Regions from separate parts of the Homo sapiens genome. Here region 1 is linked to region 2. Evidence: read pairs that join two places in POLR2A ChIA-PET (ENCODE). Cell type or tissue: Panc1. All regions are shown on one strand. Each heading gives the region's core, and the rest is flanking DNA. Links, peaks and the distances in the headings are about the cores only. Region 1 overlaps TPCN2 (two pore segment channel 2). Region 2 has its middle 31 kb from the start of MRGPRD.

Region 1 (15,839 bases), core at 2,034-10,033, 120 kb before region 2:
CCTGCTGCACCCAGGAGGGTCGCCTCCTGCTTACCCAGTGACCACAAACCAACCGCAGCCCGGGGAAGCCAGTGAACGTCTCTGCATTCCTGTGGGCAAAACCACACCTGCTCTCAAGAGGTCTGAACCCCAGCTTCGGAGGGTCCCCTTCCAGGTCCATCCTTCCTCATGCACTCCCCTCAGCCCAAGGACACCACATGGTTTCCTTACATCTTGCAGTTACTCTTTTATCGTAGTTGCCACTGCCGTACATGACACTTTCTGTTTAACCCAGACGGACACCTTGGCCAAGAGAGATTTCAGCATTATCTATTACGTCTAAATTGTTACAAGGAGAAGGTGTTCATATGTTAGCTGTGTAACTGAGAGATAACTGATATGACTAAAGTGCTTGTCTCTGGGTAGAAAGCCCGTGAGGTGGATTTTCCCACTTCCCTCTGTTGTCTATAATGAATGACCACTACATTTTTAACCCCAAAAGCTTCTCATATGAAGAGGAGACTTCTTTCAGCAGCAGGCAGGGCACCTTCTCTGAAGCTCGCCAGCAAGCACCAACCGACTCCCTGGCCACGGCCAGGCTGACGCCCAGGCAGTGACCCCACACGGGAGGGCTCTCGAAAAGGCTGGAGCTCCCATGACGTCAGCCTGCCGAGAAAGGACCTCTTTGTGCTTCCAAAACCACAGGCTGCCCCAAATCTGAGCAATCCCAGAAGCATCTGCCTCCCAAACTGAAGCTCTGCCAGCCCTTCACGTCAGCGGGCTCTGCGTCCGCAGACTGAACCAACTGCAGATCAAAACATACTCAGGGAAAAAGCATCTGTACGGAGCATGTACAGGTTTTCTTACCCTTATTCCCCAAACTCCCACTGCATTCCTAGGTGCTAGGTATTCCAAGTAGTCTAGAAATGACTTAAAGTATACGGAAGGATGTGTGTAGGTTACATGCAAACACTACATCATCTTAAGAGACTTAAACATCCATGGATTTTGTATCCACATGGAGTCCTAGAACCAATCCCTGCAGATACCGAGGGGCAACGGCCTCCCCTCTACAGTCAGCATTATTGAGGAAAGAAGGAGTCAGAAAACCAGATTAAGGCTATTGTGGCTCCCAAAACCTGTGGAACCTAAACTCCCATCTCAAAGCCCAGTGCTCGGTGCCCTGGGAAGAGCATCGCCGGGACCTCCAGGGAGACCACCAGGCTGGGAATCAGGCCAGGCCTGCGTGTTGGGCCTTCCCCACTCCTGTGCGCACACAAGCCCGCTCTACTGGGTCACGGCCAAAGCAATCCATCCGCCCTTCCTCCACATCATCACGGGAGGAGGAACCCCTTTCCAGGTCTCACCAAATCCTGACACTGGAAAAGGGTGGGAGAGTCAGCTCTGGACAACCAGGACTCAACCACGCCCTAGGGAACGGCAACAACTGCCCAGGGAGAGCCCAGATGGCCCAGAACACACCAGGAGCAAAGCCTGAGGAACAAAAACCACCTTTCCAGAACCTTTAGGATGACTGGCTTCTCCCAGCCTGTGTCTGCCTGCCCCTTTAGTCATATCAGTTATCTCTCAGTTACACAGCTAACATACGAACACCTTCTCCTTGTAACAATTTAGACATAATAGATAATGCTGAAATCTCTCTTGGCCAAGGTGTCCGTCTGGGTTAAACATGGGCCGGATCACAGCAAACCTAGCCTACGACAGCCGCTAAGAGCTGCTTCCTGAGCCCCAAACAGCTCCGCCCCTAGGACAAGCGCCTTTATCTAGAATGGTGCTTCTTAACTTTCTGTTATCTGAGGACCATCTCCACAGTTTCTGTGAAATCTGCACCTGGTAAAATTTATTTCGTATCTTCAAGTCAACCTTAAGTTGATAACGCATTGCCCAGCCTTGTCCCAAACAGAGGTTTGATGGCGTGAATATTCAAACTGCCACCTACTGATCCTCACCACACTCATCGCCCATATGCCCCAAGGGGCTGGGGGTGCCACAATGAGGAATGCAGCCCTAAAGAGGATGCCCGAAGTGAGGATGGGGACGAGTGCGTGGCACTCAAGCTCAGGCTGGGGCAGGGCCTGACTACAGAGGTCTGGAAGGACCTTAGGAAAACAATGTTTTTTAGAGAACCACCTCTGACAGGGTCCTGCAGCCACAGGGGCCGACAAGGAATCCTGAAGCAGCTGACAGTTGCTATGGGTTGAATTTTGTCTCCCTCGAAATTCGTATCTTTAACCTCTAACCCCCAGTAGCTCAGAATGTGACTATATTTGGAGACAGGGCCTTTTAAAAGGTAATTTAGTTAAAACAAGGCCATTAGAATGGGCCCTAATCCAATCTGAATAGGGTCCTTATAAGAGGAGGAGATGACACACAGAGGGATGACCACGTGAGGATACAGGGAGAAGGCGATGTCTACAGCCATGGAGAGAGGCCTCAGGTGAGGACACAGGGAGAGGCTGGCATCTACAAGCCACGGAGAGAGGCCTCAGGTGAGGACACAGGGAGAGGCTGGCATCTACAGGCCACGGAGAGAGGCCTCAGGTGAGGACATGGGGAAAGAACAGCACCTACAAGCCACTGAGAGGGGCCTCAGGAGGAACCAGCCCTGTGACACTTGGCCTTGGACTGACGGCCAGGACTGTGAGATAACAAATGTCTGCTGCTTCAGCCCTGCCCCCGCCCCAGTCTGTGGTGCCGTCCCAGGAGCCTGAGCAAACGAGAAAAGTGACACAGAACTGGCAGGCGTCTGCCACCCCACCTCTCTGCCCCATCCCTGTTCCAGGGTCTGGCTCAGTCCTCTGAGGCTGAGCAGCTGGAATGGCAGCCCCCGTGCTGCCCCCACACTGCCTGTGAGCACCTGGGCTGTTTCCCACTGTCTCCACCCACCTGGCCCAGGCCTTCTGGACACAGAGCTTAGTCGGATGCTGAGGCCCACCTGGGAACTTTGTAAGTGTCAAGGGTGAAAGGCAAAGGCCTTGGAGAGGACCAGTGTGTGGACCTCCTGAGGAAGGACAGACAGGAAAAGGAGAGTCTGTCATGGAAACCGAGAAGACCATTTGGAAGACTCCTTCATGTCGGGCTGGGCTCAGGCTAGTTCCTGGGGTCTGGTGAATTTCATAAAAATCTCCCCAGTCTCCAAGAGCCAAAGAGAACTCCATTCCCAGTTCCCATACTAGGAGCCAGGATCCCTGGCAGGTGAATCCCAGCACTGATCATTAGAAGAGTTCCCCAGGTGATCAAGGGCAGGGGAAACTGGAAGGCCCCCACTATCCACCCTGGGCGGCTGTGGCCCCAGTTACCTCTTTAACCACACTTCTGTCAAGCTCGTTGAAGAGCTTCTGAAACTCCTCAGCTGAGAGCAGAACACTGCCATAGGAACGCACCTTCTGCACAGGAAGGAGCACAGGTCAGCAGGGGCGCACGGGAAGGTGAGCGCCCTCGAAGGTGAGCGCCCCCAGCCCCAACCCCACCCTGACGGGCTGTGAATGCTGCAGGTGACCTGAAGCCACACCCCTAGTCCTGAAAAGGGGCTGCTGGCCCAAGTGACCTCCCGGGAGGAGCCCAGAGGAGGCTGGGAGCAGGGGGCGGGTACCTCCATCATGGCCTGTTTGTGGGAGCTGTCCAGCTGGACCTTCTGAAGCACCTGCAGCAAGTTCTGGGGCTTCACCCCAACTCTGCAGGGAAAAACCCACAGCCCGGTGAGCACAGCCAGCTCGGCTCCCTTGGAACCCTGGCCTGGGTCCTCCTGCCCTGGCGTCTGGCTTGAGCTTTGCCATGAAGCCACTTTGCAGCTTGAGCCACACCAAGAGCCCCTGTAACGAGCATCCTGCCACTGCCGTCCCCCCGAGAAGGCGCAAACTGACTTCACCACTATGAGCAGTCAGGACCAGAACTTTCCACTGCAATGTCCCTCAAGCTCTCTGCCCTCATTTCCAAGCAGGATGGTGGTGTGGACACCTGGCCCACGCACCTCTGGCTCTGCTGCCTAAGTCAGCACAGAAGGGTAGAAGAGCACAAAGGGGGACAAGAAGGCCGGGCCACTCGGCCCTTCACCAGCCCAGGGTCCCCGGGGGGCACGAAGACAAAGGCATGGACTCAGGACAAGGACGCCGGGAACCACAGAGCGCCAGGGACATGGTGGTTTCCATGAGTCGGGTGCCAGCCAGCAGGGGCGAGGCACAGGCCAAGCACAAGAAGCCCCTAATGAACACCCGGCCCCTGCCCAGCAGCCACAGCACCCACCCTCAGGGAGAAGAGGGTCCATGCCCAGCACTCACGCCTGAGGGAAGGCTCCTCCCTCCCCCACCATGGAGGATAGGACTTCAAAGGCAGCCCGGGTTCCCAGCCGCCTCCGAAACAGCGAGGTCTGGAGAGATTTCTGCAAAGAGGAAGGCTATGAACGGCAGGATCAGCCCTCCCCCAGCTCAGAACCCCCGACCCTTCCCTCCCCTGGGGAACAGGCAGAGGGGGAGTCTGGGCAGCCTTGGGGGGGGGCCCAGTTCCCCACAGCCTGGGGGCAGCCCCTCACCCCCCAGGAATGAGAGGATTGGTCAGACTCCCGGGACAGGCCGCACAGGAAGGAGTCTGACGGGCGTGCTGCGCAATATGCTGGGCCGCGTTTCTCCTCTGTGTGTTGGGGGCGCCCCCAGCTCCCCCTCAAGAGGGTTTAGGGTCTGCTGTCCTGGGAGTTGCCATCTCTGGCAGTGGCTAGAGCAACAACACATGTGCATCCCCGGCTGATCCACAAGAGGTGGCAACCCTGCCCTCCCGTCCCACCAGGGGCCTGGCCAGCAAGGGTCACCCAGCTGCTCATCTCAAGCCACACCCTGCTTGGCCTCCCGGCAGCTCCAGGCACAGCCAGCATTGGGGAGCTCGCTCACCATCAGGTAGCCCCGGAACTGACTGTAGATGATGGCTGTCAGCAGGTTCATCAGAAACAGGCTTCCTTCAAGAGGAGACAGCCACGGTCAGGGGCGCCACCAGTACAGCAGCAAAACCAACGCAAGGGTGGCCGGCACAGGATAGCACAGCGCCGGGGGCGTCCCCTATCAAATGGAAACATGGCCTGGCCAGCGCAGTCACAGGTGGGAGGATGACGAGGTCAATGGTGGGGACAGAACAGAAAGTGTGGGGTGGGGGATCCCTGGGGTGAAGCTGTTGGTGGGGGATCCCTGGGGTGAAGCTGTTGGTGGGGGATCCCTGGGGTGAAGCCGTGGCATGGGGGATCCCTGGGGTGAAGCTGTTGGTGGGGGATCCCTGGGGTGAAGCTGTTGGTGGGGGATCCCCGGGGTGAAGCTGTTGGTGGGGGATCCCTGGGGTGAACCTGTTGGCGGGGGATCCCTGGGGTGAAGCCGTGGGGTGGGGGATCCCTGGGGTGAAGCTGTTGGTGAGGGATCCCTGGGGTGAAGCTGTTGGTGGGGGATCCCTGGGGTGAAGCTGTTGGTGAGGGATCCCTGGGGTGAAGCTGCTGGTGGGAGATCCCTGGGGTGAAGCTGTTGGTGGGGGATCCCTCGGGTGAAGCTGTTGGTGGGGGATCTCTGGGGTGAAGCTGTTGGTGGGGGATCCCTGGGGTGAACCTGTTGGCGGGAGATCCCTGGGGTGAAGCCGTGGGGTGGGGGATCCCTCGGGTGAAGCTGTTGGTGGGGGATCTCTGGGGTTAAAAGCTGTTGGCAGGGGATCCCTGGGGTGATCTCTGGAGTGAAAAACACGGATGTGAAGTTTCAGGTCGTGGAGGCAGCAGGGTGTATCGGTCCCTGAGCTCTCGGGATCCTGTCACAAAATGCTGGCCACGTTACCTGCACTCACCTATCACAGTGAAGACTATGAAGAAGATGGCATAGGCCCGGTTCTTGGAATACGCAGGAATCATCACTAAAAGAAAAAAGAAATAACAGAAACTGACAACCTCAGTACCTGATCCCACTCCCATCCTGACGCTACACTATTTGCTTTTGCAATAGAAAGGAGGTCTCCATTGCTGAGCGTGGTGGCTCACGCCTGTAATCCCAGCACTTTGGGAGGCTGAGGCGGGTGGATCACTTGAGGTCAGGAATTCCGAGACCAGCCTGGCCAACATAGTAAAACTCCATCTCTACTAAAAATACAAAAATTAGCCAGGTGTGGTGGCTCATGCCTGTAAACCCAGCTACTCGGGAGGCTGAGGCAGGAGAATCACTTGAACCTGGGAGGTGGAGGTTGCAGTGAACCGAGACTGCACCACTGCACTCCAGTCTGGGTGACAGAGCATGGCACCATCTCAAACAAAAAAAAAAAAGAAAGAAAGAAAAAAAGAAAGAAAAGGAAAAAAAAGAAAGGAGGTCTCCTGGGAGGGCTGAAAGGCCTTCCTGTCCAAATTCGATCTCTTGCCTCTGCTCGCACACCCTCCAGGACGGGGAACTCCCTACCTATCAAGGATGTCCCTCTGCACACAGAGCTGAAACCTCCCTGCAGCCCTCCCCACAGTCAGTCCTGCTCCCCCTGCAGTCACTTCCTAGGACTCAGACGGTCCTGCTCCCAGTGCGGTCACTTCCTAGGACTCAGACGGTCCTGCTCCCAGTGCGGTCACTTCCTAGGACTCAGACGGTCCTGCTCCCAGTGCGGTCACTTCCTAGGACTCAGACGGTCCTGCTCCCACTGCGGTCACTTCCTAGGACTCAGACGGTCCTGCTCCCACTGCGGTCACTTCCTAGGACTCAGACGGTCCTGCTCCCAGTGCGGTCACTTCCTAGGACTCAGACGGTCCTGCTCCCAGTGCGGTCACTTCCTAGGACTCAGACGGTCCTGCTCCCACTGCGGTAACTTCCTAGGACTCAGACGGTCCTGCTCCCAGTGCGGTCACTTCCTAGGACTCAGACGGTCCTGCTCCCACTGCGGTCACTTCCTAGGACTCAGACGGTCCTGCTCCCACTGCGGTCACTTCCTAGGACTCAGACGGCCCTGCTCCCACTGCGGTAACTTCCTAGGACTCAGATGGTCCTGCTCCCACTGCGGTCACTTCCTAGGACTCAGACGGTCCTGCTCCCAGTGCGGTCACTTCCTAGGACTCAGACGGTCCTGCTCCCACTGCGGTCACTTCCTAGGACTCAGACGGTCCTGCTCCCCCTGTGTCACTTGCTAGGACTCAGACAGTCCTGCTCCCACTGCGGTCACTTCCTAGGACTCAGACAGTCCTGCTCCCACTGCGGTCACTTCCTAGGACTCAGATAGTCCTGCTCCCCCTGTGGTCACTTCCTAGGACTCAGACAGTCCTGCTCCCACTGCGGTCACTTCCTAGGACTCAGACAGTCCTGCTCCCACTGCGGTCACTTCCTAGGACTCAGACAGTCCTGCTCCCAGTGCGGTAACTTCCTAGGACTCAGACGGTCCTGCTCCCAGTGCGGTCACTTCCTAGGACTCAGACGGTCCTGCTCCCAGTGCGGTCACTTCCTAGGACTCAGACGGTCCTGCTCCCAGTGCGGTCACTTCCTAGGACTCAGACGGTCCTGCTCCCACTGCGGTCACTTCCTAGGACTCAGACGGTCCTGCTCCCCCTGTGGTCACTTCCTAGGACTCAGACGGTCCTGCTCCCACTGCGGTCACTTCCTAGGACTCAGACGGTCCTGCTCCCACTGCGGTCACTTCCTAGGACTCAGACGGTCCTGTTCCCACTGCGGTCACTTCCTAGGACTCAGACGGTCCTGCTCCCACTGCGGTCACTTCCTAGGACTCAGACGGTCCTGCTCCCACTGCGGTCACTTCCTAGGACTCAGACGGTCCTGCTCCCAGTGCGGTCACTTCCTAGGACTCAGACGGTCCTGCTCCCACTGCGGTCACTTCCTAGGACTCAGACGGTCCTGCTCCCACTGCGGTCACTTCCTAGGACTCAGACGGTCCTGCTCCCAGTGCGGTCACTTCCTAGGACTCAGACGGTCCTGCTCCCACTGCGGTCACTTCCTAGGACTCAGACGGTCCTGCTCCCAGTGCGGTCACTTCCTAGGACTCAGACGGCCCTGCTCCCAGTGCGGTCACTTCCTAGGACTCAGACGGTCCTGCTCCCACTGCGGTCACTTCCTAGGACTCAGAGGACACAAGAGACAGCACTCAGGGTCCGCAAGATGAAAGGCACCAGCCAGGGTGGCTGGGCCACAGCCAAGCCCAGGACCGTGGCCTCCATCCTGGCCACACCTGCACCTGAGCAGTGGAGGCCCCATGAGCATCACACAGGGTGAGCGTCGTGGCCAGTAAGACCCTTGGCCCTCACATGCTGCTGCCCAGTGGCTCCCACAGCTGAACCTCGGCAGCAACCGCAGCGTGGATGTGTGGAGCTCCAGCAGGACGGCACCAGGAGACCCCTCTGACCACTGCCATCATCGCCCTATGAAGAACACCAGCCACTTTCAGCTTCTCAGAGGAGTGAGTAGACAAGGAGGAAGAGGAGATGAAAAGAAAAAGGGAGGAGGGAGTGAGAAAGCAAAGGAATGAGACAGAAAAGGAAAGAAGGAAAGAGAAGGGACAAGAGAGAGGGAGAAGAAAACCAAGACAAAAAAAGAAGAGATAGGAAAAGAAGGGGAGGAAGGAAAATGTCACCCTTTCTTCTCCACTTATCGAAAAAAAGGCCTCAGAAACTCCCACTGGGTTCTAAGGCTCAGCAGCCCAAACCGGCCCCCCAGTGCTGGGCTCACCGACCCCCACGGTCCCTCCCTGGCCCTGCACGCACCATCGGGGTTGTTGGCCGTGGTCAGCAGCACCAGGAGGGAAGTCAGAGACTCAGGCAGGTTCTGGAAGTAGGTCAGCCTCTCCCTGTCCTGCCCATCATCCTGCTAAGAGCAGAAGCGGCAGCTCCAGGGCACCACTGGGTCCCCACCCCACAGGCTGAGCTCCAGGCCCCGGACCCAACCGGCTGGAACCATCCACCCGCCGCCCAGCCTGCATCTCCCTGTGGCCTCCCAGCAGGCTGAGCTCATGGCCAGACAGGACCAAACTCAGGATCTCCGGGCGCAAGAGTGGGCACCCAGGGAGACCGCTCACCCGCATGGACACGGTGCCTGGAAGCAGGCCGGCTCAGAACCACAGCAAAAAGCCCTCAGCCAGCCTAGTGACCTCCCTCAGGCCACCTCGCCTGCTCGCAGCCGACTCTGCCATGCACTGTGCAAGCAGTGAGGCTACGGGGCAGAGGCAGGAGGGGCAGGAGGAGCAGAGGGGCCCAGGCTGCCAGGGTGAGATAGGTTGGACCCTTCGTGAAGCCTGCTCTAGAGGCTGTGTGTCAGGGCCCACGGCCGCCCATAGCCACCCACGGGACTCAGTGGCACTGTGCTCGTGGCTGTGGCGAATCACAGCCATTGGTAAGGGGGCATCCACACCGGAGTCCCTATCCTCTCTCCCTCCTGAGAGGGGTCCCAGCCACAAAACACAGCTGGCACATGCAGTGTTTCTGCTCGGAAAGCAACTCTGCTTGAGACTCCGGGCCCGGGGCTCTCACTGGGGCCAGGCTCATGGGCACCCTCTGCCTACCAAGCCTCCAGACCCCCCAGCTGGAAGATGGGTGGTTCCCGCAAACCAGACTGGTTGTATGAACTGTGGGGGCAGGTGGCACAGCGGGACTTGGCACACAAAGCAACCTCCTCTCTTAGGGATCGTTTCAAAGCCACAATCCCAGCTGCTGGCCAAGGGGCAACCCCGCAGGCAGGCCCTGGCATGGAGGCACCTGTGATGGCCACTCTCTGTCGCACAGGCCGCCCTTCCTGCCTCACAGCCGCATCAATAGCACTGAGGCCTCCAAGGCCTCACCTATAAAATGGCACTGTCCCCTCGTCTGTCCAGTCAGGGGCTCCCAAGGACACGTGAGCTAATTGGTGAAGACTCCACAGTCTGCTGGGGGAGGGGGCACAGGGGCCACTGAGAGGAAGTTAGAAGGCAGGGAGCGCTGTCAGGCACAGAGCCACGGGTAGGGACAGGCTCCCCTGCTGGGGAGAGCTAGGCGGGCCCCTCCTGGGCCTCAGCCCAAGCCAGAGTGGAGGAGCAGAGCAAGGCCTTCCGAGGCCTGGAGGGCAGGCTGGCCTCCAGCAGTCACCGGGGACGGCAGGACCACAGCACTGGGTCCAGGCCTCCCGGGCATCCCCCGTCCCACCCTCACCCAGTCAAACCACCACGTTCCCAAATGTAAAGCAACCCACCGAGCGCCCATGGAGCAAGGTTTAGGGCCAGGCTTCGAGCCAGCTGAGGCACACCACCTAACAGACGCTGAGGTCCATAGAGCCGACAGAACTCCCTAAGGCAGGTGGCCCTGCCCCGGCCCATCTCCCACCCCACACTGTGTACCTCCCAGCAGGCCTCACGCTCCTCCTCTACAATTCAGCTCCAGACCCTAGGCATGACTTCCCGTACCTCCTGCCCAGCCCAAGCCACAGCTCTGCAGGGACACAGAGGAGCCCTGGGCTCCTGCCCAACCTGCCACAACCAGCGACGATGGACCCGAGCCAGCCCACAGCCCCGACCTGAGAAACATCTGTAAAATGGGACAGCACCATCACGGCTGCTGGGAGACCACACACCCCAACACCAACCCTGGTTCTTGGAAATCAATCCAGGTTGGAGCTTCACAACGAGCAAAGCCAGCAGAGGACAAGCAGGCTGGCTCTGGACCGCACTCACAAAGGTAGCTAAAGCAAGGCGGCCGCTGCACCCAGAAGCACAGCCTGGCTACCGCCCCAGGCCAGGGTGGCAGGGCATGATGGCCAGGGAAGGAAGGCAGGATGGGCCGGGTACCATCCCACGCTCCTCTCAAGTCCTGCCTCGGACAGGGATCCAGACTCCTGCCAAGACCACGACAAGCACGCACCCCTCACACAAGGTACACCTTGCTCCCCTAGGTCCCCTTCGTGGGGCAGAAACCCACGCCTGGAGGAGGAGCCAACCCTTCCAGGTGCCTCAGGATGGGACACTCGGCTTTCCCGGGGTCGAGGACCACACCCTGGCCTCAAGGCCGAGGCTGTTGCCACTTCCAGCACCCACACTGACGCCATCCACCTGGTACAGGCTCTGGCAAACAGCGCTACTGCAGGGGTCACTGGACGGTCACACAGAGGAGGGCCTGAGATTCTGTCAGCCGGTTCCATCTCCACAACCCAGCTGCCCCCACCACCCACAGACAGGCACACAAACACACACATACACACAGAGATACGCACACACATGCACACGCACACAGCCATACAGACACCACGCACGCAGAGACATACAGACACCATGCATGCACACATAGACACACCACACACACGACACCACACGCACACACAGACATACAGACACCATGCACACAGACACCACACACGCACACAGACATACAGACACCATGCACAGACACTACACATGCACACATACAAACACACACACAGACATACAGACACCATGCACACAGACACTACACATGCACACATACAAACACGCACACAGACATAAACACCATACACCTACACATACAAACAAACATGCACACAGACATGCAGACTCCACACACACATGCAGAGCCACACAGGGGCTCAATGACCGCTTCCGCCCTGGGTGAGAACGCGGGCTTCAGCCTTCCCCTTCTGGACAACACACACCAAACCCCAACACGGCCACAAACAGGAACAGCAGCGCAGGCTGAGCACTGTCCACTCCCACAACAAAGCAGCAGAGATGCAGCGTGGCCCCAGCCCCAAGAAGGATGGTGCCCTCGGCCAGGACAGGAGGACAAACACATAGCACTGGAGCGGGGTTGGGGGACAGGAAGACGCCTCCACACAGCAACGAGCTGCTGGGCCCCGGGGCAGCCGCAGAGGAGGATATGGTGGGAGAGACTAGTGGCAGGAGAGGGCGTGGGAGGTGAGGGCCCTCCCAGTAGGCCAGCGCAGCCTTGGGGGCTGCAGTCAGAGAGGGTACAGGGCAAGCCTGGTTGTCAGGAAGGATGAACAGGGCTGGAGGAGAAACCAGAGGACCCACCCTCAGTGAATAGCCTGGCGGGGAAGGGCGGGGAGGGGCGGGGGATAGGGAGGGGGGAGGGAAGTGGGAAGGAGGATAGGGGAACTGAGTCAGGATGGGAGGGAGCAGAGGAGGGTGGGAGCGGACAGCCAGGACAAAGGACAAGTGGCCCTGAGCCCAGGAGACCCCAGGGCAGACAGGTGTCTGGGCAGTGGGGTGGTGGAGCACTGTGGCCACCCAAAGGCAGACTCCTGGACCCCAGATGGGCCACTGCTATTACTGGACAGAGTCCGCACATGGGTTAGGCCAGGGCAGCAGACACCAGCCCAGCCCCCTCTGTTAGTCACAGCACAGGGCAGCCCCATTCCCAGACCCTGACCACGGGTGCCCTACCTTCCCACCAGCGAACAGCAGCATTCCGAACATGGTGAAGAGGCACAGGTGGATGGCCAGCAGCAGCCCGACGCTGGGGGAGAGCACGGCACTCAGCCTGGGCCAGGCGGCGGGCAGGCAGGGACACCTGACCTGCCTGCAGGGCTCGGTGACAGGAGCGCCCAAGAGTCTGCAGCAGCTGGGGTGGATCCAGGCAGCAGCTGGGTCCCCCTCTCCCCGAGGGCCTTGCCTCATGCTCAGCTCATGGGGCCCAGAGGAAAGGCCTGGTCGTGCCCTGGCAGGGTCCTTTCTTTGACAGTGACAAATGAAACCCTGGGGGCCCAGCTGAGACAGCATCCAAGGACCCAGGGCTCTCAGAGGGGAGGCCACTTCCATCCACCTGAGCTGGATGGTGAGGGGTCAGCACGTGAGCCACTAGGGACTCGGGCAACGCTGCCACTGGCAAGAGCGGAGGGCGGCAGGGGATCGGGACCAGGGGTGAGCCGAGGCTGGATGGAGGCTGGGCCTGGGGCGCAGGGAGAGAGCCCCACGCTTCTAGTGGCAACAAGAGCCACGAGGGCTTCCAAGCAGGGGTGTCGTCAGGAACAGCTCAGCTTTATGAAGTCTAGGCTGGCAGCGTGCCGACACCATGAGTGGGAGGGGACGGCAGAGGGGAGAGGCAGGGCACAGCCACAGAGGGGACAAGAGGAGACCCATCGGAGAGAGTGCCCATGGGACTCAGCAGCCTTCGAGCTGGGGCCGCGGTGTTTGCAGCCCTGGCCCTAGCTCGAAGGCTGCTGGGAGGCTTCTGGGGAACTGCTGGAACCAAAGAGACCCCAAAAGCCCCCCAGCAGCCTCCCCACACCGTCACCAGCCAGCCAGGGATGCGGAGCACGCAGTCCAAGATGAGACTCCGGTGGGCCCCACCCGCAACCACGTGGCCCGGGGCAGAGAGAGCCCCTTCCCAACCCTGCGAGCCCAGAGCACCAAGAGCCCACCTGGCCATTTCCGGCAGCGACCAGCGGATGCATTTCAAGGTCTTCTTCATCATAGAGGAGTTCTGCAGCAGGAAGAAGGGACGGAGAAGCCGGCGGATCCGCAGGGGCTGGAAGAGACCCAGGAAACTGAGGACCACGTCAAGTGCTTAGTTCTACCCCTCACCGACCATCCCAGATGGGCACACGGTTCAGAGACCCCAGTGCCCTGGGGGCCACTCCAGAGTCACTGAGCCCAAAGTGGAGGGCCTGGCTCCAGAGCTGGCCTTGAGACCTGTTCCAGGCCACATGCTCTGCAGTCCTTCCCTGTCACAGGCCTCCCCACTACCCATCTCCCAACTCCTGGGCGCTGCACACACAGGTTCCCCAATCCTAACACCTGTCCCTGTCCCAGGCCATCCTCCCCTGTGCCCACCCAGGACACAGCTGGAAGGGTGGTGGCCCCATGCCTCCCTTGGTACCCTCCTGCCTTGCCCAGCACACCTGGCTTCTCAGGGTACCATCCCCGCCTCCTCACCCCTCAACCCGCCTCCCCTTGTGTCCCCATCTCCAAGCCTTCCCCTCCCAGACACAGACCCTGCCTCCAGGAGCCCCACCTCCACACCCCCACACTCACACAGCGCCCTCCAGCCTCACTGCTCCCACGCTCAACACTCACACGGTGTGAATGTGCGTCCCCTCCAAATCTCACGTTGAATCTGACTCCCCGTGTTGGAAGCGGGATCTAGCAGGAGGGGTTTGGGTCGTGGGGTGGATCCCTCATGAATAGCCTGGTACCCTCCCTGCAGCAATGACTTCAGGTGAGGGGTTCACGAGAGATCTGGTTTTTAAAAGGAGTCTGGGGGCCTCTCTCGCCATGTGACACACCTGCTCCCCGTCTCCTTCTGCCATGAGTGGATGCTTCCTGAGGCCTCATCAGAAGCAGACGCCAGCACCATGCTTCCCATGCAGCCTACAGAGCCGTGAGCCAAATAAACCCCTTCTCTATTAATACCCAGCCTCAGGTCTTGCTTTATGGACACGCAAAACAGACTCACACACACACTCACACTCACACACACACACTCTCACAGATATCCCCATCTTCCCTGCCTTCCTTCTGTGAGGACAGAAGGGCCCACCCACGGCCACCACACCACCCACAGTCCTGTCAACCCACCCCAGCCCTCTCAGGATTGGCTCAATCACCACCTTCTGCCCCAACCATCACACACCAGTGTTCTCACAGCTTCCATCATGCCACGTTTCCCTGCCCTCCCCTCCATTCACTCCCCTGCTCCTATCCCAGCCCATCCTCCCCTCCTGGCCACTGGGACCCACCTGGGGGTCCCCATGAGCACCTTCCCATCCTGCCTGGCGCCCTCAGCACCAGACACAGCTACCTTGGTGCTCCCAGCTGCCCTGTAGGTCCCCGCACTGCCCGATCCGCCTGTGCTGGGCACCCTGCCCCCACCTCCTCTCTCTGCCTCACACCTGGATTCAGTCCCTTGAGTATCTCGTTTACACTTTGGCGCCTGTCAATCTCAAATCCACGCTCTCCACTGCAGTCTCGCATCCTCATCAGTATCTTGTTTTAGAAACGCAGAGCTGTCAGCTCCTTGCACAAAACCAAAACCCTCCGACAACTGCCCACAGCTCTGCCCATGGCCTCCGGGGTCCACGGAACAGGCCCAGCCAGTCAGTCCAGCCCCTTCCCAGACCTCACAGGCCACGGCCCTCAAGCTGCCAGTGTCTGCCCAGCCGGCCGGCTCAGCCCCCGCAACCTGCAGAACGCCACCTCTGCCAGGGCTGCCGGGCTCCTCTCCGGCATGGCACCCACCACCACACTTGGGAATCACACTCTATGTCTGGCACTTCTGTGCGCTGGCAGTCTCTCTCTCACTCCAGAAGGGGGTCTCAGAGGACAAGAGACCTGCCTATTCTGTTCACCAAGGTCCAGCCAGCAGCAGCACGGCAGGCCCTCCAGAACATCTGCAAGTGACTGATCCCCAGCGCTCACTCCAAGTGAATCACCATTCTCAAAAGGGACCCCAGGGCCTGGCGCAGGACTGAGAAGGCCAAGAGAACAGTGGTGAACAGAGAACTGCTCAGGGCTCTGGCCCCTGCCCTGTGCGCCCAGCTCACCCGGAACCCATTCATTGCCCACTGGTTGGAAACTCTGGTCTTAGGGCCTGATAACAAAGGCTTCTTTCAGCCCCTCTACAGGCCAAGGAGGTGCTGAAGATGCTGCTGGGTCCCCTCCCCTGCCCAGGAACTTGCACCCTCACCTGTAGTCAGACACAGACCACAGCACAGCTTCCCCAGACACAAGAGCCCAACCTGAGGGCCTTCCCTTGACAGCTGGGGCCATGAGGCCTCTATAAGGACGGGAAGGTACATCCAGGTGACTAGCCTCCAAGGACAACCAACCACAATGCCAGTCAAGCCCCTGGGACCCTCAGACCCAAGGCCTTGAGGAAAAACCACGTCCAAACAGCCCTGGCAAAGACAAGAGTGAACGAGCAAAACCCAACAGTGACCGGCAGCCTCCAT
Region 2 (15,839 bases), core at 2,664-10,663:
CAGTCAACAAAATCTGACTTCGGAATAAAAAAAGGCAGGTTGTGCAGGAGCTGCTGCTTTGCTTTATTTATTTTGAGGCTATGTTATTAGGAGCATACAAACACATAAGTGTTATATCTTCCTGGGAACTGGAGCTTTCTTGATAACTTATGATATTATCCTCCTTAATCCTAGTCATGTTATTTTCCTAACGGTCTGTTTTTGTTTGTTTGTTTGTTTGTTTGTTTTTGAGATGGAGTCTCGCTCTGTCGCTCAGGTTGGAGTGCAGTGGCGCGATCTCAGCTCATTGCACCCTCCATGTCCCAGGTTCAAGTGATTCTCCTGCCTCAGCCTCCTGAGCAACTGGCACCCGCCACCATGCCCAGCTAGCTTTTGTATTTTTAGTAGAGACGGGGTTTCACCATCTCGGCCAGGCTGGTCTTGAACTCCTGACCTTGTGATCCACCAGCCTCGGCCTTCCAAAGTGCTGGGATTACAGGCGTGACCCACCGCGCCCAGCCAACAGTCTGTTTTGTCTGGTATTCGCAGAGCTCACCAGCTTTCAACTGGCTGGCGCTTGCACGGTTCATCTGCTCACCTCCTTTGACTTTGCTCTTTCTGTATCCTTATCTGTTAGACGCGTCACTTGTACACAATTTGGAATTGGGTTAAGCTGTGACTTCAAAAATTAAACCCACCATGGCAGTAAGCGGGTCTTTGGTGACTCCCCTGTTGCACCCTGGAGTCTACCCTCTGGTTGTGCAGGTGGGCAGGGGGAGGGTCAGCCCTCCCTGAGGGGCCACAGTGATTGAGGGAAAGGACCAGCTCAGGACTGGCTCTAGCTCCACCACTGCCTCCCATCAGGTGCCCTCCTTGAGCCTCTGTTTTCTCATCTGTGCAACAGGGATACATCCCCCTCCCACCTCCAGCTGCTGTGAAGAAGGGATGTGCAGGTCCTGGGTCCATCTGTCACTGTCACTGGGCAGTGTTATCCCTAAGGTGGAACCCTGGGCCCTTTCAGCAAGAGGGCTTGCAGTAGGTGAGAGCTATCTGGGCACACCCTGCGGGTCAGCATGTGGCCACAGCCACCCTTTCGGGACCCAGTCCAGCCCAGCCTAAGCGGTCCCCCTCTGTCTTGTCCCTGGGCCCACCGAGGGTCAGCTGAAAGATGTCAACCCCACGAGGTACTGCAGGCTCTCAGAGGATGAGCCTTCATCCCAAATAAGGCCATGGTGTATTTGGCTCTCGAACCTAACTACATTTCATTTCCCATAGCAGGACTACTCCTGGAGTCCACATCAAACTTGGAGCATCCAGGTCACCACATGCCAGAGACAACCAGGCACAGGAGCCAAGGGAGGTCCGGGTGACCGGGGGAGGCTGGGGTGATGGAGGAGGCTAGGGTGACAATGGCCCTGGCCTGGCAGCCTCCCCTGCTCTGCTGCAAGACCGCCCACCTCCACCCCCACCCCAGCAGCCCCTCTTGGCCCCTCTGCCGAGGGGAGTGCTGGCCTTTTCCAGACCCGCTCGCTGCAGTCTGACCTGGGGAGCCAGGAGCACACGGGAGAGGGAAGCATAGAGAGAAAACAGAAGTGGCTGTCACGGCTTCCTCCACCCCGAAATTCTTCTTTAAGCAGACATAGAGGAGGGGAAGGTGGGGGGCCACTAAGAGCCCAAGAGACACCACCATCGGGATGGATAAGCTGGCTGCCCCTCCCACTCACAGAGCAGGTGCATGGGCCGTCCCAACACCCCCCCCCCACCACAGCGACCCCCAGTGGCGTGCCAGGGGCTCTAAGAGTGACTCGAGGCTGGCCCTCCACCGGGCAGGCAGCTCCTCCAGCTCGTAAACAAAATGGGCCATCCGGAAGAGGCAGCAAAGCAGGACCTCGGGATACACCACCCCCACCCTGCCCCCACCCCACCCCCAGGCCCCTACCCTGCCCCCACCCCACCCCCAGGCCACCACCCTGCCCCCCAACCCCCAGCCCCCCACCCTACCCCACCCCAACCCTCCATCCTGCCCCCACCCTGCCCCGCCCCACCCCCAGACCCCTACTCTGCCCCAGCACCCCCATCCTGCCCCCGCCCCACCCCAGCCCCCCCACCCTACCCCCACCCTGGTCCCCACCCTCGCCAATTCCCAAAGAATTGCTCCCCAGCGAGGCCCTGTGCAGATGGGCTGTGTGTGGCTGGGAAGGAGGGGGCCATGTACTGAGGGCCCTGAAACTCAAAAGCCTCCCACGAGACCCCCTGCCCCAATCTCAGATCCCCCTCATGCAAATTGCTTCCAGCCATCATGTCCCCACCCAACCGGCTCCCACAGCCCCAGAGTGGCCTGAGACCGGGGGCCTCCACCATCCAGCCTGGACAGGGAGGCCCCTGCTGGATGAGGACCCCACTGCAGTAAGCAATTGGGGACCCCGGGCCATTGAAAGCTGCAGAAGTGAGCTGGCACTCCCTGTTCCCAGGAATTTCTCCCAGGGAAAAGATTTCACTGAAACGACCCCATAGAGCTGCCATGAAGATGAAAGGACACAGTGCAGGTGCAGGACTCGGCGTAACGCCCGGCACGCAACACAAACTCGAACGTGACTTCGCTAATAAAGACTTGGGTGCCGCCCTCCCTCAGGCCAGGGCGGTTCCTGGCGTCATAAGGAAGTTAATCATTCAGGCCCCCACAGCACCGGATACTACTGTTCCCAGCACTATCCTCGTTTTACAGGCGAGGCCACCGAGGTCTGGAGGGGTTTGAGTGGCTTGTCACAAAGCCAGGAGGCAGCAGAAGTGGACTCTGCAGCCAGATGTTGGGGCTCCAGAGCCGTGAGCGAGCATAACCAACGTGCTCTTCTCGCTCTCAGGGGTGGGTACTCGGGGGAAAGTGCGTCTCCTCCCCCGTCTCATGCTCTCCAGCCAACCCCAAGCCCAGCATGGAGCCTGCATCCAAAAACACGGGCGGATGCTTAGTATCCTCCATCGCCAACAAAGCTCAGGCCTGCAACCGGGGCACCAGGTGGGACCAGGACAGGGATGAGGCGCCATTCTGAACACTGGAGGAAAAATCAAAGCGCACACTGGTTGGGGGAGACCCCAGCTCCCTGGGCAGAAAGTTAGAGGATTCTTTACTGGGTGCATTAGTTACCTGGAGAGTAACTATGGCTGCTGGAACAAATGACTGCCAATTTCACGGCTTAAAACAACACAAATGTGTTATTTTACAGTTCTGGAGGCCCAAAGTCTAACACAGGTTGGCAGGGCTGCATTCCTTCTGTAGTCTGTAGGAGAGAATCTGTTCCTTGCCTTTTCTTTCTTTTCTTTCTTTCTTTTTTTTTTTTTTTTTTTTTTTGAGACAGAGTCTCACTCTGATGCCCAGGCTGGAGTGAAATGGCGTGACCTCAGCTCACCGCAACCTCCACCTCCCAGGTTCAAGCGATTCTCCTGCCTCAGCCTCCCAAGTAGCTGGGATTACAAGCACACGCCACCACGCCTGGATAATTTTTGTATTTTTAGTAGAGATGGTGTTTCACCATGTTGGCCAGGCTGGTCTCTAACTCCTGACCTCAGGTGATCTGCCCGCCTTGGCCTCCCAAAGTGCTCAGATTATAGGCGTGAGCCACCACACCCCGCCTGTTCCTTGCCTTTTCTAGCTTCTAGAGGCCACCTGTCAACCTTGGTTGGTGGGCCCTCCCCCATCGTCAAAGCCAGCAGGGTAGCATCTCCAATCTCTCTCTTCCATCACCACATCACCGTGTCTGTCTCTTACATTCATGCCTCTCTCTTTTCAGGACTCTTGTGATTTGATTACACTGGGCCCACCACGATAATTCAGAACAATTTCTTTTCTTTCTTTTCTGTTTTTTGAGACAGGGTCTTGTTCTGTCACCCAGGCTGGAGTGCAGTGGTGCAAGCACAGCTCACTGCAGCCTCCACCTCCTGGGCTCAAGCCATCCTCCCACCTCATCCTCCCAAGTAGCTGAGACTACAGGCATGCATCACCACACTCAGATAATTATTTATTTTTTGTAGAGACGGGGGTCTCACTATGTTGCCCTGGTTGTTCTCAGTTCTCCTGCTGCAGCTTCAGTGCTGGGATTACAGGCGCCAGCCACCACATCTGGCCTCCTAAGAGTTTCTGAGTCTCAAGATTCTTAATCATACCTGCAAAGTCTCCTTTGCCATTTAAGGTAACAAATTCACAGATCCTAGGGATTATGACATGGACAGACAACGCTGGGGAGCTATTATTCTACCACACTGGGGAAAATGGCCTGCCCAAGAGGCAAGAACTCCAGACAGTGATATGAAAGGTTTTCCCCAACGAAATCACTAATGTCCTTGTAAGCTGACAATGAAACCACTAATCAACTCACCCTTCCCCCATCCGCACACCTAGAGCTTTCTGTGAGCTATTAGTGCTGTACTCTTAAATAAAAAGGGAGTTGGTTGGGCGTGGTGGCTCACGCCTGTAATCCCAGCATTTTTCGAGGCCAAGGTGAGCAGATCACGAGGTCAAGAGATTGAGAGGATCCTGGCCAACATGGTGAAACCCTGTCTCTACTAAAAATACAAAAATTAGCTGGGCATGGTGGCATGTGCCTGTAGTCCCAGCTACTCCGGAGGCTGAGGCAGGAAAATCACTTGAACCTGGGAAGTGGAGGTTGCAGTGAGCCAAGATCACGCCACTGCACTCTAGCCTGGAGACAGAGCAAGACTCCGTCTCAAAAAAAAAAAAAAAAAAAAGAGTCTGGCCGGACGCAGTAGGTCATGCCTATAATCCCAGCACTTTGGTAGGCCGAGGCAGGCAGATCACCTGAGGTCAGTGTTCGAGACCAGCCTGGCCAACATGGTGAAATCCCGTCTCTACTAAAAATACAGAAATTAGCCAGGCGTGGTGGCTCATGCCTATAATCCCAGCACTTTGGGAGGCCGAGGCAGGCAGATCACCTGAGGTCAGGGTTCAAGAACAGCCTGGCCAACATGGTGAAACCCCGTCTCTACTAAAAATACAGAAATTAGCCAGGCGTGGTGGCTCATGCCTATAATCCCAGCACTTTGGGAGGCCGAGGCAGGCAGATCACCTGAGGTCAGGGTTCAAGAACAGCCTGGCCAACATGGTGAAACCCTGTCTCTACTAAAAATACAAAAATTAGCCAGGCGTGGTGGCTCATGCCTATAATCCCAACTATTCAGGAGGCTGAGACAGGAGAATCACTTGAACCCAGGAGGCGGAGGTTGCAGTGAGGGCCGGCAAGTCTCCCCGCTGCCCTGCACCTCTGTTTCCTCACCTGAAAACACAGACAGAACATCCACACCTCCCTCCCAGGGGGAGAGTGAGGGCCAAAGGAGACAGTTTTATAAAGAGTCTGGTTCAGAGGCTCGCTGCAAAGGCCTAAATCACTGCTGGCTTTTCAAGACATCCAGAGGACAGACTACCATGAAACCCCACATTTGCACTCCTAAGTAAGTAACCAGGAGAAGGAAAAAGACGTCCACATTAAAACTTGAACACAAATGTTCATAGCAGCATTATTCACAATAGCCAGAAAGTGGAAAAATCGAAATGCCTACCCTGATGAATGGATCAACAAAAAGTGGTGTGCCCACACAGCAGAATGTTATTCTGTCTTAAAAAGAAATGGCGAGGCCGGGCGCGGTGGCTCACGCCTGTGATCCCAGCACTTTGGGAGGCCAAGGTGGGTGGATCACCAGAGTTCAGGAGTTCAAGAGCAGCCCAGCCAACATGGTAAAACCCCGTCTCTACTAAAAATACAAAACAATTAGCTGGGCGTGGTGGTGCACACCTGTAGTCCCAGCTACTTGGGAGGCTGAGGCAGAAGAATCGCTTGAACCTGGGAGGCGGAGGTTGCAGTGAGCTGAGGTCACACCACTGCACTCCAGCCTGGGCGATAGAGCGAGACTCTATTAAAAAAAAAAAAAAAAGGAATGGTGAGCTGACACGCTGCAGCACCAATGAAGCCGAAAGACATGCTCAGTGAAGGAAGCCAGTCACAGAAGGCCGCATGTTGAACAACTCTATGACAGGAAATGTCCAGAAGTGGCAAATCCACTGAGATAAAGTAAATCAGGCCAGGTGTGGTGGTTCATGCCTGTAATCCCAGCACTTTGGGAGACCGAGGCGGGTGGGTTGCTTGAGCTCAGGAGTTTGAGACCAGCCTGGGCAACATGGTGAAACCCCATCTCTACAACAAATACAAAAATTAGCTGGGTGTATTTTTTAGCTGGGTGGCACATGCCTGCAGTCCCAGCTACTCAGGAGGGTGAGATGGGAGGATCACTTCAAGCCAGGAGGTGGAGGCTGCATGCAGTCAGCTGTGATTGTGCCACCGCACTCCAGCCTGGGTGACAGAGTGAAACCTTAAAAACAGAGCTGCCACGGTGGCTCACACCTGTAATCCCAGCACTTCAGGAGGCCAAGGCAGGTAAATTGCTTCAGCCCAGGAGTTTGAGCAGCCTGGGCAACATGGTGAAACCCCATTTCTACAAAAAATACAAAAATTAGCTAGATATTGGTGGCGCATGCCTGTAGTCTCAGCTACAGGGGAGAATGAGGTAGGAAGATCGCTTGAGCCCAGAAGGTTGAAGCTGCAGTGAGCCATGATTGCACCACTGTACTCCAGCCTGGGCAACAGAGCGAGACCCTGCCTCAAAAAAGAAAGAAAATGTAAATCAGATCTTTCCCAGAGGCCCCCAGCCTCTGGGGGCCTCTCTCCTCTGTCCTCCTCTCCGCTGTTCATTAAACAGAACCAGGTTCCCAGGTCCCCCTGGAATCAGGCTCCCAGGTCCACCTAGAATAGGCACAGGTCAAGGGGATAGGCTTGCCGTGACTGGCTGAAACCCCCAAAGGCCATTCCCTGGAGCCACACACCACACCTGGAACCACAGCTGGGTTCTCCTGGCCGGGCTGATGTCAGATGTCTCCCCCAGCAACCAAGGTGCAGAATGTACCAAGGTGTCATGACCTCTGTCAGAGAATCACACAGTTCTCCCAGCAGACAAGCGGGTACTGACACCTGTCATGAGACAGAGCGGGCCTGTGAGAGGAGGAGCTCGGCCCCTGTCCGGCTGACCCAAGTGACAGGAGGAACTCCGACCCTATCCGGCTGACTTTGAAAGGGCCAGGCTGAGAGCTGCATCCACCGCTGCTACAATGAGGACAAAGAGCTCCTACCCCAGGGGGGCTGCAGCCTTCCCTGCTTCTGCTCATGGCGAGGGGCCCCAGGTCTCAGTAGAACTGTCTGGTAGATGCCAATCAGCCTGACATCACTAGAAAACCCGGAATTCTGCATATACATGCATTTCCAGGAGTGTGGGACTTCTGGGTAGCATATGTGCATTAAACAAGAAAGAAATACAATTCTTATTATTAAGAACATTTGGACAGTGCTTTGTGAGCCATTAAAGTCACTCGTCCCCCAAGCCGGAAGCGTGGGGATCTTCCCAGCCCCTCACCCCTGCAGGAGGCCAGTCTGCAAGTTCTGATGACTGAGCCCATGCATAGTCAGCAGATGCGCCCCTGTGTACCCCACCTGACTCTGACTTCTCCAGACTATAGCTGCTGGCAGGTTTTCCACCTCAGACACCTCCTCAAGGCAGCCACCAGAGGGACTTTTCTAAGACACAAACTGGGCCAATTTCCCTCTCCTCACTGCCCAACTCTGGCTCACCCCAGCCCACAGCCACCGAGACCACACAGGCCTGGGATGGAGAAAGAATGTGGAGGACCCCAGACCCACTGGAAATCTGGCCTTTCCTTGGCACTTGCTGAAAAATGGGAGCAGCTGCGACCCCATCAGCTGCCTAACTGGAAAACCAGCAGGAATTGTCCTGTTCTGATTATAGAACCAACATTCATCATTGGAGAAACTTTTTTTTTTTTTAGCTATAAACGAGAGACCAAGAATCACACCAAATCCCAAAGATCAGAGGTGTTTACAATGGCCATATGCCTTTGTATCTTTTCTTTTTCTTTTTTTAATTTTAGAGCCAAGGTCTCACTATGTTTACCCAGGCTGGCCTGGGACTCCTGGGCTCAAGCGATCCTCCTGCCTTGGCTTCCTGAGTAGCTCGGACTACAGGTGTGCGCCACCACACCCAGCTCCATCTTTTCTATGCATATATGTGTGTTTGGCGTACGTTGAGCATGCTGATTTTGTAGTTTTATATCCAACTTTTGTCATTAAGCACTAACATTAAATGATTATGTAATATAATGTGATTATAAAATGATTCTACTGGTTGTTTACAAAGTATCTGCAAAGGGCCAGGTGTGGTGACTCACGCCTGTAACCCCAACACTTTGGGAGGCTGAGGTGAGAGAATCACTTAGCCCAGCAGACCAGTCTGGGCAACAAAGACCCTATCTCTACTAAAAATTTTTTTAAAAAATTATCTGGGCATGGTGGCATGTGTCTGTAGTCCCAGCTACTCAGGAAGCTGAGGTGGGAGGATCTCTGGAGCCCAGGAGGTCGAGGCTACAATGAACCGTGATTGTGCCACTGCACTCCAGCCTGGCCAACAGAGCAAGACCCTGTCTCAAAAAACAAAGTCTCTGCAAAAGATAACTTAAATATTATAGAGCAACAGTCTCCAGCCTTTTTGGCACCAGAGACCGGTTTCGTGGAAGATAATTTCTCCATGGGCCAGGCCGTGGGGCGGCAGGGGGAATGATTTCAGGATGACCCAAGCGCATGACATTTATTGCACACTTTATTTCTATTATTGACATTGTAATATATAATAAAATAATTCTACAATTCACCATAATGTAGAATCAGTGGGAGCCCTGAGCTTCTTTCCCTGCAACTAGACAGTCCCATCTTAGGGTGATGGGAGACAGTGACAGATCATCAGGCATCAGAGTCTCATAAAGGAGCACGCAGCCTGGATCCCTCGCATGCGCAGTTCACAATAGGGTTCGCGCTCCTATGAGAATCTAACGCCGCCGCTGATCTGACGGGAGGCGGAGCTCGGGCGGTGACGCGAGCAGTGAGGAGTGGCTGTAAATACAGATGAAGCTTCACGGGTGCACCCACCACTCACCTCCTGCTGTGAGGCCCAGTTCCTAACAGGTCATGGACCCGTACCCCTGGGACCCCCTGATCTAGAGAAACATCCATGTAAAGTTAGCGGATTGAACACACACATCTACATAAGGCCACTAAATAAATTGATGCCACAGAATCACCTAAAGGCTCAGGAACTGGGGGCCTTGGGAGCCCAAGAAGTGGGGTGGGAAGGAGCTAAAATAAGGCGGGTGGATGGAAGTCTTTAAAAGAAGCAATCAGTCATGGAGACAGAAAATGAACAGAGATTCCAGGGGCTGGGGGGTTGGTATTTGATGGGGATGGAGTTTCCATGTGGGAAGATGAGAAAGTTCTGGAGACAGATGGTGGTGATGGTTGCACAATGCTGGGAATGTAAGGGATGCCGCTGAGTTGTACACTTGCTTACACAATGGTTAAAATGTTAAATTTCATGTTATAGATATTTTACAATTTTTATGAAAGCAGCAGCAATCAGATCTTCTAATCCCATCTGCTACTCAGAGAAGCCTCCTCCTCTACTCTGAGAAAAGACCAAATACCCGACTAGGCTCTGCAGTGGGTAAAACAGAATGAGTCTGCCTGAGGGTCCCAAGGCATAGCTGGGCGGGGGAACCCCGTACTGAGTGGAGGGTGAGTAAGCAGGTGTATGAACAGAGACTGTGATTGCAACCTGGCACATCCAGGGGGAAAGACTTCTGGTCCCTGGCTCAACGGCCGGGCAGCTGATGCCTCAGTGAAGCCCACAGTCAGCGAGCCCTCCGCACGGTCTTGGAGAGTCAGTCCCTGGCTGATAGGAGGGGACAACTACCAGAATCTGCAGAAAGCCACGATGCGAAAGGCAGACGGAAGCCATTTGTAATCGAAACACTGCAGGAAAAAGAAAGCAGCAAACAATACAAAACCACACCCACAGACAGAAAAGAGAAGACGCAGCCCCACAGGGAGAGCACTGCAAAAAGGGACATGAGGGAAGGGCTCTTCGATGCTGAAAGGAAAATGGTGTGAATTTTTAAAACCTAAACAAAAATAAAATGGTTGGAAAATAAGGCTGAGGAACATCTCATTGTTTAAAAAAGGAAGAGATGGAGAGATAGAAAACAGGAAAAAAGATGTAAGAAGGCCAGAGGCAGTGGCGCACGCCTGTAATCCCAGCCCTTTGGAAGGCTGAGGCAGGTGGATCACTTGAACCCTGGAGGCTGAAGCTTCAGTGAGCTATAATCGCACCAGTGCACTCCAGCCTGGGTCACACACTGAGACCCTGACTCAAAAGCAGCGACGGCCTGGTGCGGTGGCTCACGCCTGTAATCCTAGCAGTTTGGGAGGCCGAGGCGGGTGGATCACTTGAGGTCAGGAGTTCGAAATTAGCCTGGCCACATGGCAAAAACCTGTCTCTACTAAAAGTATAAAAACATTAGCTGGGTGTGGTGGCGGGCACCTGTCATTCCAGGTGTAATTCCAGCTACTCGGGAGGCTGAGGCAGGAGAATCGCTTGAACCCAGGAGGCGGAGGTTGCAGTGAGCTGAGATTGCGACACTGCACTCCAGCCTGGGCAACAAGAGCAAAACTCCATCTCAAAAAACAGCAACAACAACAAACCCAGAAACTGATTCTCTCTCTTCAAGATAAAATCTCGAGGGGCGGCCCTGTCCTGCCACTTCCAGCTTCTGGGGGCTCCACGTTCCTTGGCCTGTGGCTGCACCACGCCAGCCTCTGCCTGTGTTTGCAGGCAGCCTCCTTCTCTTCTCACATGTCTCTTAGACGGACACCTGTCATTGGATTTAGGGACCATCCAGGTAACCCGGGATGATCTCCTCTCAAGAACCTTTACTTAATTACATCTGCGAAGACTCTTTTCCCAGATAAGGTCACATTCGCAGGTTTGGGGATTAGCATATGGATTTACCTGTGGGGAGGGAAGCGCTCAGTCCACTCCCCGGGGCAGACCAGGCACTGGATTCTGGAGGCGCTGCACTCACCTGCCTACTAAACATCCCAGGAGAAATGTGAGTGGTATTTGGAGTGTGGGGAGGGATCAAAGCTGGAGATAATCAGCACATGACTGGCACCTAGGGCTGCGAGGCTGGGGACTGACGCTCAAGTCCGGTGCCCAGAAGGCAGCCTGAGCCGGGGGCATGCGACTCACTGGGCGACTCTCAGGGTGGGTGCTGGGGAGCTAAGCAAACATGGGGTCTCAGCAGGGGACAAGGTCGGCCTGACCCTACCGCAGCCCCAGGGCCAAATTTCACCTCAGGGTCGGTGCCACCTTGAGACAAGCACCGGCCTCTCGAATCTCCATGTTCACTGTGCTCTGTCCAAATTCTTGAGCCACAGAACCCATGAATGTGATAAATGGCTGTTTTGGGTAGATGTGTTATGCAGCCATAGTAACTGGAACAGCTTTTTTTTTTTTTCCTCTGATGAATCAGAAAGCCTGCCTTACCATCTAGTTTCATAGTGAGAGCCTGGCTCAGATCCCACTTCGTAACTGGCCGTTTTTGTTCCTTTGGCCCACAGGAAAAAAGGCTCCAGGCCGCCCCTGCTCCTGACCAGACGAGGACCCTAGCAGGTCCACAGCGTCCCCTCCTCGGCCAGCTGTTTCTTTTTCTTTCTTTTTTTTTTTTTGAGACAGAGTCTCGCTCTGTCGCCCAGGTTGGAGTGCAGTGGCGCGATCTGGGCTCACTGCAACCTCCGCCTCCCAGGTTCAAGCAATTCTCCTGCCTCAGCCTCCCGAGTAGCTGGGATTACAGGCATGTGCCACCATGCCCGGCTAATTTTGTATTTTTAGTAGAGACGGGGTTTCACCATGTTGGGCCAGGCTGGTCTCAAATTCCTGACCTCAGGTGATCCGCCCGTCTCGGCCTCCCAAAGTGCTGGGATTACAGATGTGAACCATCGCACCCAGCCAGCCCTGTTTCTCTCTGTGGTCTGGAACACGGGGGTGTTTATCTTGAGTGTGGCTATATGTTTTCAAAACTCTTTCCATTTTCGCTGAGTCAGAGACGGGTTGTGGGGGCCGTGCCTCTAAGTGTAAACTTGCAATGTCTCCATGACCAGAAGGCTGCCCTCATGATGGGGACGGGAGGAGCCTGTGGTATTAGCGTAAGGATGGACAGATGAATGGCACAGAATTGAGAACCCAGAAATGAACCCCTCCATTTATGCTCAAACAATATTTAACACGATGCCAAGGAAATTCCGTGAAGAAACAGGAGTCTTTCAACAATTGCTGAGACAACTGGAGATCCGCATGCAACAACCAACCAACCAAACCAACCAACCTTTGGCCCTTGCCTTATACCAATACCATACATGAAAATGAACTCAAGATGGATCACAGACCTGAACAGAAGAACTAAATCTGTACAATGTCTAAAAGAAAACATAGGAAAAACCTCTGTGATCTCAATTTAGGTAAAGAGATGTTAGACATGACACAGAAAGCACAGCCATAAAAGAAAAAAAATCGATAAACTGGACTTTAAAAAATTAAAACTTTTGCACTTCCAAAGACAATATTAAGGAAATGTTGAAAGAATCCAAAGACTGGGAGATAATATTTGCATATCATACATCTGATAAAAGACTTCTATCCAGGCTATATAAAGTTTTGTTTTGTTTTGTTTTGTTTTTTTGAGACAGGGTCTCCCTCTGTCGCCCAGGCTGGAGTGCAGTGGCATGATCTGGGCTCACTACAACCTCTGCCTCCCAGGTTCAAGCGATTCTCCTGCCTCAGCCTCCTGAGTAGCTGGGATTACAGGTGCACACCACCATGCCCCCGCTAATTTTTGTATATTTAGTAGAGATGGCCTTTCACCATGTTGGCCAGGATGGTCTTGATCTCTTGACCTCGTGATCCGCCTGCCTTGGCCTCCCAAAGTGCTGGGATTACAGGCATGAGCCACCATGCCCGGCCTAAAGATATCTTATATCTCAATAATAGGACACTTCAATTTATCTTAAAAATGAGCAAAAGATTTGAACAGAAATTTCACCAAAGGGCCAGGCACGGTAACTCACACCTATAATCCCAGAGCTGCCCAGAGGGATCCCAGAGTGGGCTGAAGGGCACCACGCTGCTTTGGGAGGTTTTAGGCCCACATTATAGCCCTGGCACTTAAAAGGAATTGTGGTCACTGCTGGGAGCTTAGCAAAAGCTATATTCCCAGTATTTTGGGAGGCTGAGGCAGGAGGATGGCTTAAGCCCAGGAGTTCAAGACCAACCCAGGCAAAAAAGCAAGACCCTGTCTCTATGAAAATAATAATAATAAAAGAGGCCAGGTGTGGTGGCTCACGCCCGTAATCCCAGCACTTTGGGAGGCCAAGGTGGGCAAATCACTTGAGCCCAGGAGTTTGAGATCAGCCTGGGCAACATGGCGAAACCCCATCTTTACAAAAAAAAAAAATAGCCAGGTGTGGTGGCACGCGTCTGTAGTCCCAGTTACTCGGGGATGCTGAGGTTGGAGGATCCCTTGAGCCTGGAGATCCCTTGAGCCCAGGAGGTCGAGATTGTAGTGAGCCCTGTTTGTGCCACTGCACTCCAGCCTGAGCTACAAACTAAGACCTGTCTCAAAAAAAAAAAAAGAAAAAAAAAAGAAAAATTTACCAAAGGAGATATCTACATGTCCCGTAAGCGCAGGAAAAGGGTGCTCAGCTTCCTTAGTCTTTAAGAAAATGCAAATTAAAACTACAATGAGATCATAGTATATACCCACCAACATGGTGGTAATAGTAATAATAATCAGACAATACCAAATGTTGGCAAGAACAGAAAAACTAGAACCCGCATACATAGCTGGCAGGAATGTAAAATGGTGTAACCTCTCTGGAAAAGCCTGGTAGTTTCTTAAATGAATAAACTAACTTATGACCCAGCAATTCCACTTCTAAGAATCTACCCAAGAAAAATGAGAATGCATGTTTTCACAGAAGGACTTGAACGATGAATATTCATAGCAGCCTCATGGGTCAAAACAGCCAAAAAGTGGAAGCAATCTGAATATCCGATAGATGAGTGGATACACTAAATGGGTGTATCCATACAATGGGACATTGTTTGACAATAAAAAGAACTGAAACACTGATACACACCACCACATGGGCAAACCTCAAAAACATCAGGTGAAGTAAAAGAACGCAGATGCACGGGGCTGGATACGGATGTTCCTCGACTTATGATGGGAATATGTTCCCCACAAATCCATGGGGAATTGAAAACATTGCAGATTGAAAATGCTTTCAATACACCTGACCTCCTGGGCATCGTAGCTTAGCCTAGCCTACCCTACACATGCTCAGAACGCTTACTGAGCACACTTATCTAACACAGAACCTATTTGATAATATAAAGTGTTGAATTTCTCATGTCATTTACTGAATACTGTACTGAACATGAACACAGAATGGTGGTTTCTACTGAATGCATACAAGCCTTTGCACCATTGTAAAGTCAAAAAATCGTTACGTCAAAACCACGGGGAGTTGGGGACAGTCTATATTTATATGAAGTTTCCAGAAAAGGCAAATTTATAGGGACAGAAAGCTGACTGGTGACTGCCTGGGGCTGAGGGCAGGAGCAGAGATTAACTGCAGACCAGCACCCAGCAGTAGGGACGGGTAGGGGTATGTGGCCCAGCCCCATGTTTACTAACATCATCGAATCTGAATCGTATATTTACAACGAGTGCATTCTATGGCATGACAATTACACCTCAATAAAGCTGCACAACAGAACAGCTCATTGGCAGCTGAGGGCTGGGGGAGATTGTGAGCTGCAGCTTCAGTGGAGAAGGCCAGAAGCCAAAACCAGAGCCAAGTGAGGTAGCAAAGTAATTCATATCCCTGGGTAATGAAGAACTGGCCCCAATCTGCCCACCCACACGAGAGCCTGCTTCCCCATTCTGCTTTTCCTGCAAGCAAAGAAGTTTCCAGACCAAATAAGGCTGCAGCTTTTGCTATGCTCCCAGTGGTGACCACAATTCCTTTTAAGTGCCAGGGCTATAACGTGGGCCTAAAACCTCCCAAAGCAGCGTGGTGCCCTTCAGCCCACTCTGGGATCCCTCTGGGCAGCTCCAAACAAACCAAGGTAAACAGAGCAGGCCTGCCCTAGGCCCGCCCTTGGCCCACCCTTGGCCTGCTCGGCACAGGGCGGGGGCGAGCTGTGTTGGGTGCAAGGAAGCCAGGCAGACCCACACTGGGGGACCTGCGACTTCCACCAGCAGCTGACCGGTGGGCCCTTGGGACCTGGGCACTCTTGCCTCTGTCTCTGGTAGGAAAGGCCATTTGCTGAAACCCTTCTATAGCGGCATGTGCCGTCTCGTTCCTCTCCACTGCTGCTTTGCAAGATGACGAGGAGGAGGGCAATACATTTATTAGAAGCCAGGCGCCGTACCCAAGGCCTTGTGTGTTTGATCATTTCATCTTCACAGCTACCCTGAGACAGGTCTTGTTACTTCCCCATGTTACAGAGGAGGAAACTGAGGCCCCAAGGCACGCAGCACATCCCAAGTAAACTCAGGAGCAAAGCCCAGAGCTGGCAGGGGCTCCTGCCTGTGCCCACTGCCCTGCCCGGCACCCCCGGAAAGGAGCACATGGCAGGGCTACCTCAGGGGAGCCGCACGGGTGGAGGTGGGCAGTTCTCCTTAGAAGGGAGTCCTCTACTCTCTTCCACCCGGTTCCGGCCCGGGTGGGCTACAGCCTGCAGCTACTGTCAGCAAGACCACACTCCAGCTGGCCAGGGAGACGTTTGGCTTGGGAAATTTTTTTCCTTTTCTTGGGTTACCCTATCCAGGCCAAACT

The links. Peaks named below come from ENCODE experiments on the same cell type or tissue, not always from the same donor. Only the 100,000 strongest peaks of a DNase experiment are listed, where the experiment ranks them.
Region 1: POLR2A ChIA-PET joins it to region 2 with 11 read pairs; 3 of 35 experiments call an interaction of 5 or more read pairs at or near these places.

Annotation. Positions count from the first base shown.
Region 1 is chr11:69,060,462-69,076,300 of GRCh38, reverse strand. TPCN2 (two pore segment channel 2) reads right to left here. Exons shown (of 25, transcript NM_139075.4): 6 at 13,311-13,417; 7 at 12,334-12,406; 8 at 8,696-8,798; 9 at 5,806-5,871; 10 at 4,881-4,945; 11 at 4,278-4,378; 12 at 3,593-3,674; 13 at 3,300-3,386. Among named protein-coding and RNA genes, the nearest start is that of MIR3164, 15 kb to the left of the region's middle. RefSeq lists an enhancer at 9,604-10,356. In Panc1, for the core only: no CTCF peak of the experiment used is centred there; no DNase peak of the experiment used is centred there.
Region 2 is chr11:68,942,239-68,958,077 of GRCh38, reverse strand. No RefSeq gene overlaps it. Among named protein-coding and RNA genes, the nearest start is that of MRGPRD, 31 kb to the left of the region's middle. RefSeq lists a silencer at 1,660-1,709 and an enhancer at 10,579-11,442. In Panc1, for the core only: no CTCF peak of the experiment used is centred there; a DNase peak (open chromatin) is centred at 7,584.